Linked DNA regions of Homo sapiens: region 1 is linked to region 2. Evidence: chromatin contacts called from ENCODE Hi-C or POLR2A ChIA-PET data. All regions are on one chromosome and are shown on one strand. The core of a region is the stretch at or near the end of the contact, and the rest is flanking DNA. Distances in the headings are between cores, read along the strand shown.

What was found. Hi-C counts contacts between places; a loop is a spot of excess contacts on that map. ChIA-PET counts read pairs that join two places held with the same protein, here RNA polymerase II (POLR2A). Pooled maps may share reads with other maps.
Region 1: a loop to region 2 is called in a map of CD4-positive, alpha-beta T cell, with 12 times the contacts of the local background. The contact joins the promoter of RBSN here to the promoter of TSEN2 in region 2. A Hi-C loop is called at or near these places in 1 of 168 maps with a recorded cell type or tissue (CD4-positive, alpha-beta T cell) and 5 of 50 pooled maps. POLR2A ChIA-PET finds 5 or more read pairs at or near these places in 1 of 52 experiments (activated CD4-positive, alpha-beta T cell).

The regions. Positions count from the first base shown.
Region 1 is chr3:15,097,322-15,103,827 of GRCh38, forward strand. RBSN (rabenosyn, RAB effector) reads right to left here and starts at 1,827. Exons shown (of 14, transcript NM_022340.4): 1 at 1,714-1,827; 2 at 798-953. RefSeq lists a silencer at 615-694 and enhancers at 1,032-1,896, 1,785-1,914.
Region 2 is chr3:12,482,062-12,487,909 of GRCh38, forward strand. It overlaps TSEN2 (tRNA splicing endonuclease subunit 2), which reads left to right and starts at 2,419. Exons shown (of 12, transcript NM_025265.4): 1 at 2,419-2,819. RefSeq lists an enhancer at 2,343-2,762.

The DNA of each region.
Region 1 (6,506 bases), core at 577-3,076, 2.6 Mb after region 2:
CTGGCCAATATGGTGAAACCCTATCTCTACTAAAAATACAAAAATTTGCCGGGTGTGGTGGTAGGCGCCTGTAATCCCAGCTAGTGGGGGTACTGAGGCAGGAGAACTGCTTGAACCCAGGAGGCGGAAGTTGCAGTGAGCCGAGATCATGCCATTGCACTCCAGCCTGGGCAACAAGAGCGAAACTCCATCTCAAAAAAGTAAATAAATAAATAAATAAATAAATAAATTGATTTGGGGCCTAAACACTTCAGGGCTTAATAAGTTACATTCTCTTTCTTACTGGCTCATGGCAAAGTCACTTCCAATGTCACCTCATCAAGACACCCAGTCACAAGAGAAATTGAGACAAAACCATTCCACAAAAGCAGAGAAATTTCTCCCCAAGAACCTGGGGATACAAGCCACAGTATATAGTGAGGGGAGATGTGTGACCCTCAGCTTTGGATGGACTGTAGAAGACCACCGAGGAGGGACTGCCTGGTCCTCAAAGCTGAAGGGTGGCAGCAACTCAGAAAATAAACAAATGAGACACCAGGTCCCTATTTTTTCCCTCTAGTTAAGAAACCCAGTGACTTCATAACTTTTCCACTGGAATATAGCAGCCCTAGGTCTGGCCTGTTCCCTCCCCAGCCAGTGGTTCATCTGATGCTGACTCTGACAGCTCCCTTTCTTCCCATGCACTCACCCCTAACGACCACAAATAACACAAAGCCCACCACATCCATGCCACACAACCACCCTTCACGCCTCAGCCCAAACCCAAACCTCACTTCCTCAAAAGAAATGCCTCTTACTCAGAGCATCAGAATGGACTTCTCCTTCACAGCACTCATCTCAATTTATAACCGCAGGTACATACGTGAAGTGACCAAGTAAGACTGTAAAATCTGGGAGGGCACAGACTCTATATGTTTTCCACTTCGCCGTCTCCCCAGGGTTTAGCACAGTACCTGGCACACACAATGAAGCAGCACAATAAAGCTCCATGAATGAACGAAGAAATGAATGAACTCCAAAATCATATAACTAAGCATACACCATAAAGAAATCTAACACAACCACCGAATTGGACCCCACAACCATAACTGAACACATAAGCAAGCCCCTCGCACTCTAAATCACGTAAAAAGTAAAAAAAATAAAAATAAAAAAAATAAATATAGCTACATGTTCTGCAGCCGTACATCCAGCATGAATGTCACCCCGCCACATGCCGCATCGACGACACATCCCACAGCCGCACTCAACCCGGCCTCACGATCGCAACCACAACCCACATAACTAACATGATTATACACACATCGCATGACCACACACAACACGAACGACTCAATCCCGTGAAGCAGACATGACAACGTCACACATCGCACAGACACCACACAAAACACTCCGAACATCTCCACACGAACTCAGAATACAAACGCTTCAGCTTTACACAACCAGAGAATCAAACACAACCGCTCGGGAGACAAGCACCCACCCACTCCACCCACAGCTGCACAACCAAACCCAAGTGTATACGCCCCGCGTAACCGCACAACCACACAGAGCCCAATCATCAAAGGCACACACAAGCGAAACGCACGGCCTGAAAGCCCCATCTCCCACCTCTCACGTCACACCCACCACAACCACACACGGCCCGCCCGTCTCCGTTCTGGAGGAGTCGTGTCCCCGCCCCCCAGACTGGGCCTGACCCTCTGTATGTACCCTGCCGGGCTCCTGCGGGCACCCAGGTTTGTCCCCCCCTTCAGGCCCGGGCTCTGGGCCTCCACCGTCCGTCACTCAGCCGCAGCCGCCATCTCCATCGGTCGCTCGGAACTCGGCAGGTGCGCCTGCGGCGGCGACGAAACCGGAAGACAAGCTGGTAGACGCCTGTCGAGCGCCGAGTCTTCGAGGGCGCGAAAAGGGCGGATACGGATTCGAATAGTGGAGGGCGGGCCGGCGGCTTCTGCGCAGGCGCTTTCCGAACGAGGGAGGGGATGGTGGGGAGCGGAGAGAAAGTGGGGCTCGGTAATTTTGTGCGGTTCTTACGTCCCGAATTCGAACTAATAGCGCGTCAAAGCCAGCCAATGGCTCTGCACCGCCTTGTACAGGTGGGAAAGCTGAGACCAGTAGATCTTTGGCTCTTGACCAAAGTGCACAAAGAATAAGGCAGCCAAGGAATCAAAGTTCCTGAGAGCTAGAGACAGAAAAAATATTCAGGGGACGTGGAGGCGATGGAAAGTCCAAGAATAGAACCACATGAGAGTGGAGACTTGGTATGAGAAGGTGTATCCCGGGGTGTACAGCATGGCCAAGCCTGTGGAAAAGATGGCATTTTCAAAAGGCAGGACGATTGATCAGCCAGGACCTACCCCGTGCCTACGCTGTGCTGGGTACCACGGGGTATAGAGAGGCAAAACCTCATCCCAGTCCCGGAGACCTATTTGCTTTGTGCCCTGCACACGTTCTGGACCTTAGCAATAGCCAGCCTCTAGGAGCAAGAGCTGCAGAGAACGATGGGACGATGGGACGATCCTGGGCCTCCGTTTACATCCCTGCAGTGTTACTGGCCCCCTTTTACAGAAGTAAAATGGGGATGATAATGATAGTCTCCGCTTCACAGTGTTGTGAAGATTGAGGTAATTGCACGGTAGGTAGGTAGGTAGGAGGGTGTCCTGCATATTGGCTTTGCCCATCTCACTTTCCCTGCCTCCAAAAAGTCTTCCCCACCTGGTCTCTGGACAGGAGCACTGAGCCTCCATCACCTTCCATTTAAGGACATGGGGCTCCGGACTTGGAGAGCATTGAGTTTTTGGAAAGCAATCACCAGTGAAAGGGCAGTGAACTAGGGGTCTAGAGATCTGGGTTCTAGCCCTGGCTGTACGTTACTTTGTGGCTTTGAGCAGGTCCTTTCCCCTTTCTTCGCCTGAGTTCTCTCATCTGTACAAAAGAAATTGGCTCCAGTGACTTAGCCTTTTCTCTCAATCTGATGGCCAATTTTTTTTTAACGTTACAACATCTGCAGGAGCGAATAATGACTTCCCTTTGTTTACTGATGGAGACAAGGAAGAGGCTTCCTAACCTGTCAGAAGCAAAGCAACATGCCAAGCTCCCCGTCTCCATCACTAGCTTCTGCCTTAGGTCCCAAAAGCCAGGACTTTGGGAGTAAAACCACCCTTTTGAAAGTCTGAAGCCACCGAGGTCCCAAAACGAGCCACACTTACAGGCAGGACTATGTTTTGGGTAGGGCAATGAACGTTTATTAAACCATCATGATTTTTGCTTGTCATTTTATCATTTACAAAAAACATATTTGGTCGGGCGCGGTGGCTCACGCCTGTAATCCCAGCACTTTGGGAGGCCGAGGTGGGCAGATAACTTGAGGTCAGGAGTTCAAGACCAGCCTGGCCAACATGGTGAAACTCTGTCTCTACCAAACATATAAAACATTAGTCGAGTGTGGTGTCGCTCGCCTGTAATCCCAGCTACTCAGGAGGTTGAGGCAGAAGAATTGCTTGAACCCAGGAGGCAGAGTTTGCAGGGAGCCAAGATTGTCCCACTGCACTCCAGCCTGGGCAACAAAGTGAAACTCCACCTCAAAAAAAAAAAAAAAAAAGAAAGAAAAGAAAAGAAAAAAATATCATATTCATCATTTCATTTGCTCAAAAAAGCAATAGCTATGTGGCCTCAACTTGTAAGTTAATTCTGGAAATCACAGTGGATTGGGCACTGCTCTTGATATTGTTTCTTTTTTTTCTTTTTTCTTTTTTTTTTTTTTTTTTTTTTGAGGCAGAGTCTCACTCTGTCCCCCAGGCTGGAGTGCAGTGGCGTGATCTCAGCTCACTGCAAGCTCCGCCTCCCAGGTTTATGCCATTCTCCTGCCTCAGCCTCCCGAGTAGCTGGGACTACAGGCACCCGCCACCACGCCCGGCTAATTTTTTGTATTTTTAGTAGGGACAGGGTTTCACTGTGTTAGCCAGGATGGTCTCAATCTCCTGACCTCGTGATCCATCCGCCTCGGCCTCCCAAAGTGCTCGGATTACAGGCGTGAGCCACCGCGCCTGGCCGATACTGTTAATGATAATGACAAAGACCTTCCTATATGCTTCACACTTCATCAAAAGTACTTTCTTTAATCCTTTAGGCAACTCTATGACTATTTCCAGTTTGATAATAATAAAAATGACTAATATTTACTGAGGGATTTGCACATGCCAGACACTGTTCTATGTGCTTTCCATATCTTAACTCATTTCATTCTCACACAACCCAATGATGTACAAACTATACAAAATGTAATAATATTCCCATTCTATAGAAGGGAAGCTGAGGCACAGAGAGGTTAGGTGACTTGCCCAGGGTCACCAGCTGGTGAGCCTTGAACCCAGAGTCACCTTGCCTTGAGGCTTTCACAATCCCCACTTTTCCTTCCTCTGTGAAGTGCTGATAGACTTCCTGTACCTCCTCAGCTTCCTCCAGGCACCACTCCTGTACTGGGCATAGAGAGGGGATGTAAGCCAATTAGTTCAAAACAGAAATGTGCACGTGCACACAGATGCTCTGGTGTGAGAGGAGAGACCAGCAGAGTCCCCTGCAGGAATTCACGAAAGGTTTCCCAGAAGCGGGCAGCACGTGAGCATGGTCCTTGGGTAGAAACGATTGGGAAGGGCCTTCCAGGCCAGGGGAACAGCATATGCAAAGGCATAGTTATGGAGAAGAACATGAGTCCTTTGAGAAACTCACAGAAAAGTTCATTCACACATAGAGGGATGATATCAAGCCACTCCTCCTTGTTCCCAAAACTGTAGGCAGCCACTTCTAGTGAGAGAATCGTGGACAGCTGGGTCTCTTCACCCTTGCCCCCTGCCTTAGGGTTCTCTATCTTTCTGTCTCTCTATCCCTCTCTCTATCTCACTCTCTCACTTTCTCTTGGCCCTTATTTGTCTAAGTTTATCCCAAGCAGCACAAGACATCTTGGCACCACATTAAAATCCTTGGGCAAGAAAATAAATTATGATATGGATAACATAAACGTCATTGGGGAAGGTCTGGGCACATCATGTAACTTCCCGAAGGGCCAACTGCCCTCCAGGCTGGCCTGGCCCCAGCTCCCAGGCCTCTGCCAGCTGCTGTGGTCTGAGCCAGCGGGTTGAGGGCATTGAGGTTGGCACACCCTGTCTGCTGGCACAGAGAAATGAGGGTGATGACAGACAGCCTGGCAGAGCCTTGCCTGGAGGATGGAGGGAGGGTGTGCTGGGCTGGGCAGTGTCTGAGGGAAGCAGGTGGCAGTTGCTGTGGCCCTGTCAGGAAGGAAGCAGGGAATGAAGAAGGAAGAGAAAACGAGGGGAGAAAGGAAGAGGAAGAGGGAGGGAAAGAATGACAAGAAAAAAGCGAAGATGGAGCAAAAGTCGACCTGGGTTTGAATCCCAGCCCTGCCACCTGTGGCCACGTGAACCTTGGGCGGGTCACTTAAATTCTCTGAGCTTCAGTTTCCTTATCTGTGAAATGAGATAATTATAGTACTCACCTCTTAGGTTGGAGGGTTAAATAGCTTAATATTTGGAAAGTGTTAGAACAGCGCCTGGCACAGGGGAAGGACTATGTAAATGTTTGTTAAATAAAGAAAAAGGAAGAGCAGTGTAATTCACATGCCTTGGCTGTTGTGTTGCGCTGAGTCAGACAATAGCATGAGGGTGTGAGGATCCAATCTGGTGTCATAGAAATAGCTTTGAGAGTCATGGCCTTGCCAGATGGGATGTCTCCAAAAAGAACTCAGAATAGAATCACATAGCAACTAGATTCATTAAATCCAATAGTGGGTGGGGGAACAGCCTCAGCAAACCTGAAAAGCAGGAAACATGGAATTGACTTGGGAGATGTGAGCTTCAAAGCCAATCAGTTTGCAGGTAGCGGGCTGGCATTGTCTTTGACAAAGCAGGACCACTCCAAGCCCATTGGGGCCTGTGGCAAATGGGAAAGAGGCACCACTCCCTTCTCTCCCATGGACAAAACCTTGTGCTGGCACTCAAGCCCTGCATTTGGCAAATGGGGCACATACTGGATTTCAGCATCCACTTACCCCCACCCCCACCCTACTCCCAACTATGCTGCATACAACCTGCACGGTGGCCCTAAGTGCAGGGAGGAGGAGAATCAAGAGCACAGCATGGTCCTCAGGTCACGAGAAAAAGTCACGCTGGTTGTCTGCAGCTTCAGATCTCATTCCCTGACTTACATCTTCAGAGATACGCACCTTCAGCCAGTTGAGAAGTTAACCTCAATTTTAACCCAGATTTGAAACAATCTGTGTGTATATGGTATTTTAAGTATTTGAGGGATTTAAGAGTGTTTGGCATATTAGAGCATCTAACACATTCATCTCATGACTCCAGTTTAAAATCTGTAACTCAACAAATGACTTAGGCTTGTGATTTTAAGTTCATTCAACAAACTATGTATTAAGCACCTACCTACATGAGTGCCTGAGATAAACAAAACAGACATTGATCCTTGCCCTC
Region 2 (5,848 bases), core at 1,169-3,668:
AAAAGTGTGTATATCGAGAATGCAAAAGAAATGAGATACCAAAGGTTGAAGGTTGTAGAAGCGATTTTTTATTTTTGAGACAGAGTTTTTACTCTTGTTGCCTAGGCTGGAGGGCAATGGTGCAATCCCGACTCACCACAACCTCCACCTCCCCGGTTCAAGCAATTCTCTTGCCTCAGCCTCCAGGGTAGCTGGGATTATAGGCATGCACCACCATGTCCAGCTAATTTTGTATTTTTAGTAGAGATGGGGTTTCTCCATGTTGGTCAGGCTGGTCTCGAACTCCCAACCTCAGGTGATCCACCCGCCTCAGCCTCCCAAAGTGCTGGGATTACAGGCATGAGCCACCGTGCCCGGCCAGAAGTGATGATTTATTGGACTGTTTTCTCTACTTTTGTGTTGTATGTTTGAAAATAACCATATCAAAGGGTTTAAAATGCACTTGAGAAAGTCTTGGGGAAAATTTCTTTCTTTTTTAAAATTTACAGATTTTTTTTCTTTTTTTAATTTCTTTTTTTATGTTTTTGGGAGGGGAATTTGAGATCCCATTATCAGCAAACCCCAAATCCTTCCACGAGCTGGGATGGGATTTAAGAGACCTGGCTCTAGTCTCAGCCCCACCTCAGACCTGCTCGGTTATCTCTGACAACTCACAGTGCCACTGGAACTGTTTTCTTATCAGTTAAATAAGGAAGTTTAACTGGACAACCTCTGAATCCCTTTCATTGTTAAAGCCCTCTAATTCTAAAACCAGTATTTCTTAAATTGGCATGTTCTGGTCGGATATTACAGCCTCTCTTCAGCTGTCTCTCCCCTGCCCAATCCATCCTGTTACCATATCCTGTGACTCTTGCCAATTTTCTCCCTTTCTTTTGCAACATTCTTACCACAAAGCTCTTTGATTTTGGTTTATCTAAAACCTGAACTCCCTAGCCTAGCAGTGAAGGTCCTTGCAGCAGAGGACCCACTGAATGCTGCGACATGATCTCACTCTACCAAGAGCAAGCCCACAGTGCAGTTCAAAAAGGGCCAGGCAGGATGCAGTGGCTCAAGCCTGTAATCCCAGCACTTTGGGAGGCCGAGGCGGGAGGATCGCTTGAGGTCAGGAGTTTGAGACCAGCCTGGCCAACGTGGTGAAACCCCGTTTCTACTAAAAATATAACAATCAGCCGGGCGTGGTGGCAGGCGCCTGTAATCCGAGCTACTCGGGAGGCTGAGGCAGGAGAATCACCTGAACCTGGGAGGCAGAGATTGCAGTGAGGTAAGTGAGCTGAGATGGTGCCACTGCATTCCAGCCTGGGCGACAGAGCCAGGCTCCGTCTCAAAAAATAAAAAGGGCCAGAAAAACAGGGACAACACATGCCATGCCAGACTACTGCAGAGCACAGAGGCAAGTCACCCAAGCAGGTCTGGGAAGGCAAGAAGTCTCCTGGAAGAGGTGATATTTGAGCTGAGACCTAAAGGCTGACCAGGAATTACTGCAGCTAACAGAGGGGAGGGAACATAGAGGCAACAGCATGCGTGAAGGAATGGAGGCAAGAACATTGGCAGAAGTCCAAAATTCAACATCCATCATCACATCTAGCACCATGAATCTCTCCAGCAGTATTTGCCACACTTCCTTGCCATCCTCCTTTGCCTCCTGCTTAGTCTGTGTGGTGGAACTCCTGTGATTCATATTTGGGAAAGTATATATTGGACTCCCCACAGGGCTCCTTTAAAATAACCAGGTCAGGAGAAACTTACACTTCCTATTGCACTCCAGTTTTGCTCATCTCCCGTAATTCTGATGGCCCATTTTTCAGTAAACTCAAGCTCAGAAAGGTTGTCAGTCATTCAAGCTCACGCAGCCAGTGAGGGGGGAAAATGGGGATGCAGAGCAGGTGGACCTGCCGCCTATTGTCCCTTAACTGCACAGGCAGTCTGGGCACACAGAGGCTTCTGGCCAGGTGTCTGCCAGAGAAAACGTCCTTGCAAGTTCCCCGCATGCTGCAGCGTACACAGGTGCGCTGCTGTGATCCTCTTTCTACATTGAGAAAGATGAGATCAGTTTCCTCAGGGCCATTTAATAAAGTCCTGTCGGTCGCCTCAAACATCCCATCCACCGAGGGCCGAAGATTCTAGGTCTCTCCCACCTCCCACGTGACTATGTGACATTTGACGGGTAACTGCATCTCATCTGTAAAATGCGTCTTGCAGGATCGTTCTGGCTTCCGTACAATCCTGCAGAGAGCAGCAAAGCGCGCACGCAGCCTCCGCCTCATACTCCGCAGTGGCAGAGCTGGCGCACAGAACACCCGCCAGCCGGCCGTGCGCAGGCGCACTCCGCCAAGTCCCGACGGGAGCTCTGCGGCTGCGCACTCGGCTGGCTTTGCGGCCGCACTGCTTGACGGCAGCGGTGTCCGCCCCACGGCCGGCGTTGCCGGGGTAACGGCGAGCGCGTGGGGCCAAGAAAGGTAAGGGCCCTGGGCGAGGAAAGCGCGGCCCTTTCCGAGTTTGGTGTTTTGCAGCGAAAGGAAATCTCGCTCTTCCGAAAGTCCTCCAGGGCGAGAGAGGAAAGGGCCTAGGTACTGTGCTGGGGTCGCACAGCCGGCCGAGACAGTGCCGGGACGGGGAGCCAGGCTTCCGAGTGCGCCCGGTCACTGACTCCTCCGCGCTTTCCTCGTGCGCCTGCAGCCCTTGGTTCTTGGAAACGCCGGCGCCTTGTTCAGGGCTGGTGGGGCTGGGGCGCAAGGTGCAGCTGACAATGCCCGAGAGGAGCCGCAGCCTCTGGTGGAGTTCGGTCGGGTGTGGGGGTAGTCAAGGAAAGAAGCAAAGGGGTAAGACAGGGAGTTAGGAATTGGCGGGGCCCCTAACGCTGTTGGGGTGCGCAGTTTATTTTATTTGCAGCTGTCGTCTGGTGAGCGCTTTCCACGTGGTAGGCCCCGAACGAAACGCCTTCTGCAAAATTATGCATTTAATCCTGACAACAACTTTCAAAGGCTGGTCATCTGTTTATATGGCTTATTCTCAGGTTCTAACTTGAAAGCTCCCCAGAGGCAGGATTGTTTACCTTGTGCCTTTCATCCTTGCCTCCCTAAGCCCAGGAGGTGCGCAGATGGAGCTTGAAGCGTGTTTTGGTTGGGAGAAGGTGAGATTTGCTGGGTAGGAGGTTTTTTAACCAGGTTTGTTTGGCACCTAGTCCAGGAAGGTTGGAAAATTAAATGGAGCCACCTCTCCCTTTTTTGTTTTTCTAATAGACATTTACCATCACCTAAGAGGTGTTAGCCTGTGTGCTCGAGGGAAGAATAAGAAACAGACTCTGCTTTTAATAGAAAGTAAGAATATGCAGCTCTGGAGTCAGGTTGCGCAGGTTGGGGAAATAAGAAGTAAAGATTTCTCAGGGGTGCGCCCGGCCCCTCCGAGTCACTTTCCACATCTGTACAATGGAAATAAAAATAGTCTTTACCTCCGGGGGCTACTGGGATTAAGTGAATTTGAATAGACCTTGCTGTTACCAGTGGTTAGCTATATGTTAAAATCAGCTGGGTCCACCCAGGAAATTCTGATGTAATTGATTGCAGGTGAGGCCTGGGCATGAGGAGTTAAGGGTAGGTAAGCTTGAGGGCCACTGTGTGATGTACCACTCCCAGGTTTAATTTTCTTAATCTGCATTTTTCAATCATCATTCTAAATAACCTGCAGTGACTCCAATTCCAAACCAACCTTTGCATCCCAAACCTCTTGACAACTGACCCAGTCTTTCCTATATGTTTTTGTGCACCTCAGGCACCGCTCTTCTTTCATATCTGTGGAATGAGGATAGTACAGTCAGCTCTCGCTATCAGGTTCCGAATCTGTGGATTCAACCAATGTTGCATCAAAAATATTTGGAAAAAGAAATTTAAAAATATATATATATAACAATTATTTAGTATTTACATTGTATTAGGTATTCTAAGTAATCTAGAGAAGACTTAAAGTAGATGGGAGGATGGGCATAAGTTACATGCAAATACTACATTTTATTTAAGGGACTTGAGCTGCGGATTTTGGTAGGGGGTGAGTCCTGGAACCAGTCCTTCTGTGGATACCAAGGGATGACTATAGTACCCACATGTGCAGCACATGCAGTGAGTGCCTCTGGCATCTGGTACCTACCTATGACAGTTTCCTCTTCTTATTTTACTCACATCCCACCTCTTACAGCATGCTGTTCTGCCGCGACACTAAAGAACCTTCTTGAATATCCATTGCAGATATGGGGAATGGTAAATGCAGTCTTTTCTCCTCTGCTTTGCCTTTCGAGTTCAGCACAGGAGGACTCTTCCATGAAACTAGAGATCATCTGATTTGTCCTCTTGAATTTTTCCCCCTGGGGAAGTGAGCTCTACCTTCCCTGAGGGTTTCTTTCTATCTTTTCTAGAAGCTTCACGCTGGTATCTGTGAAGTCATTCTTGCAGGACATGGCCTGGGGAATGTCTTTACTTCTGAATTTTTTAAAATAGCTTTATTGAGATACCATATAATTCTGTAAAAGTCACCCTTCTGAAATGTACGAGTCAGTGGTCTTCGTATTCGCGGAGTTATGTAACCATTACCATCACTACAATCTAATTTTAAAACATTTTCGTCACCCTCCAAAATAAACCTCCTGTCTTATTAGCAGTCGCCCCCCCATTTCCCACTTTTCCCTGTCTCTGGCAACTGGTAATCTGTCTCTATGGATTTGTCTATTCCGGAAACTTTATCTTAATTGTCTCGTGGTCTTTTGTGTCTGACTTCTTTTAGCATAATGCTTTCAGGTGTTGAAGAATGTATCCGAACTTCATTCCTTTTCTATGGCTAAGTATTTGATTATATGGATAGACCACATTTTGTTGATCTGGTCAACTATTGATGGACATTTGGATGGCTTCCACTTTGATGCTATTATGAATAATACTGTTGTGAACATTCACATACAAATTTTTCCATGAACATATGTTTTCATTTCTCTTAGGTCTATACCTAGGGGTGGAGTTGCTGGATCATGTCGTAACTATGTGTTTGACATTTTGAGGAACTGCCAGACTCCTCCAGTCCTGTTCGATTTGAAGATGAAACTGGGCTTAGAGAAAGTGGGTTGTGCAAGGTCACACAATAATAATGGCGGCTTTGCATGTCTGGAAGGCCTACTGCGAGCCAAATTCCTGAGGGGTGTGCAGCCACATGAGCAAGAGTAACACAAGAACTTGGATTATGAGGGGTGTTTTGTCGCAGGGACCCTTCCATCCCACACACCTGGGTTGGAGTACAGAGTTCTTTCGATCAAGTGTCACAGCTAAATCTTGCCTTTTTTAGATGTGACAGCAGTCTGAGAGGGAAAAACGCTGAACAAATGAGGCAGACTAAAATACAACTCTTATTTGTTGAGAGAATTTATTAGAACTTCTTGAAGGTGGCCATTAAATCTTTTTTCATTTTTTTAAAATTCCGAATGTAATGTATATAAGTCAGCTGCTGAGCAGAGGTTATAAAAGTGAAAAATCCCATAAAAGTCCAAACCATTCCTGGAAGTCTTTCAAAAAGTGCCTTACTAGAGACCAACATCCTGCCCCCAAAAAGCAGTGTTTATTTTCAGTTTTAGAATAAATTATTGTCTCTCCAATTGAGTACTAAATGTGATAATTTAGTACTTGGGCTGAGGGATAAGTCAGCAAGCAAGGTAAAGCCTAGTCTAAATATGCTCTTAAGAAAATCTCTTAGGTTTCCTGTGAGCATGCAGTAGACGTGGTTTTGTTATAAACACTATACAGCAAGATGCATGCATAAATATAAAATGTACAAAGTAATGCTCAGTATGTAATTCCTTCAAGGAACCTTATTT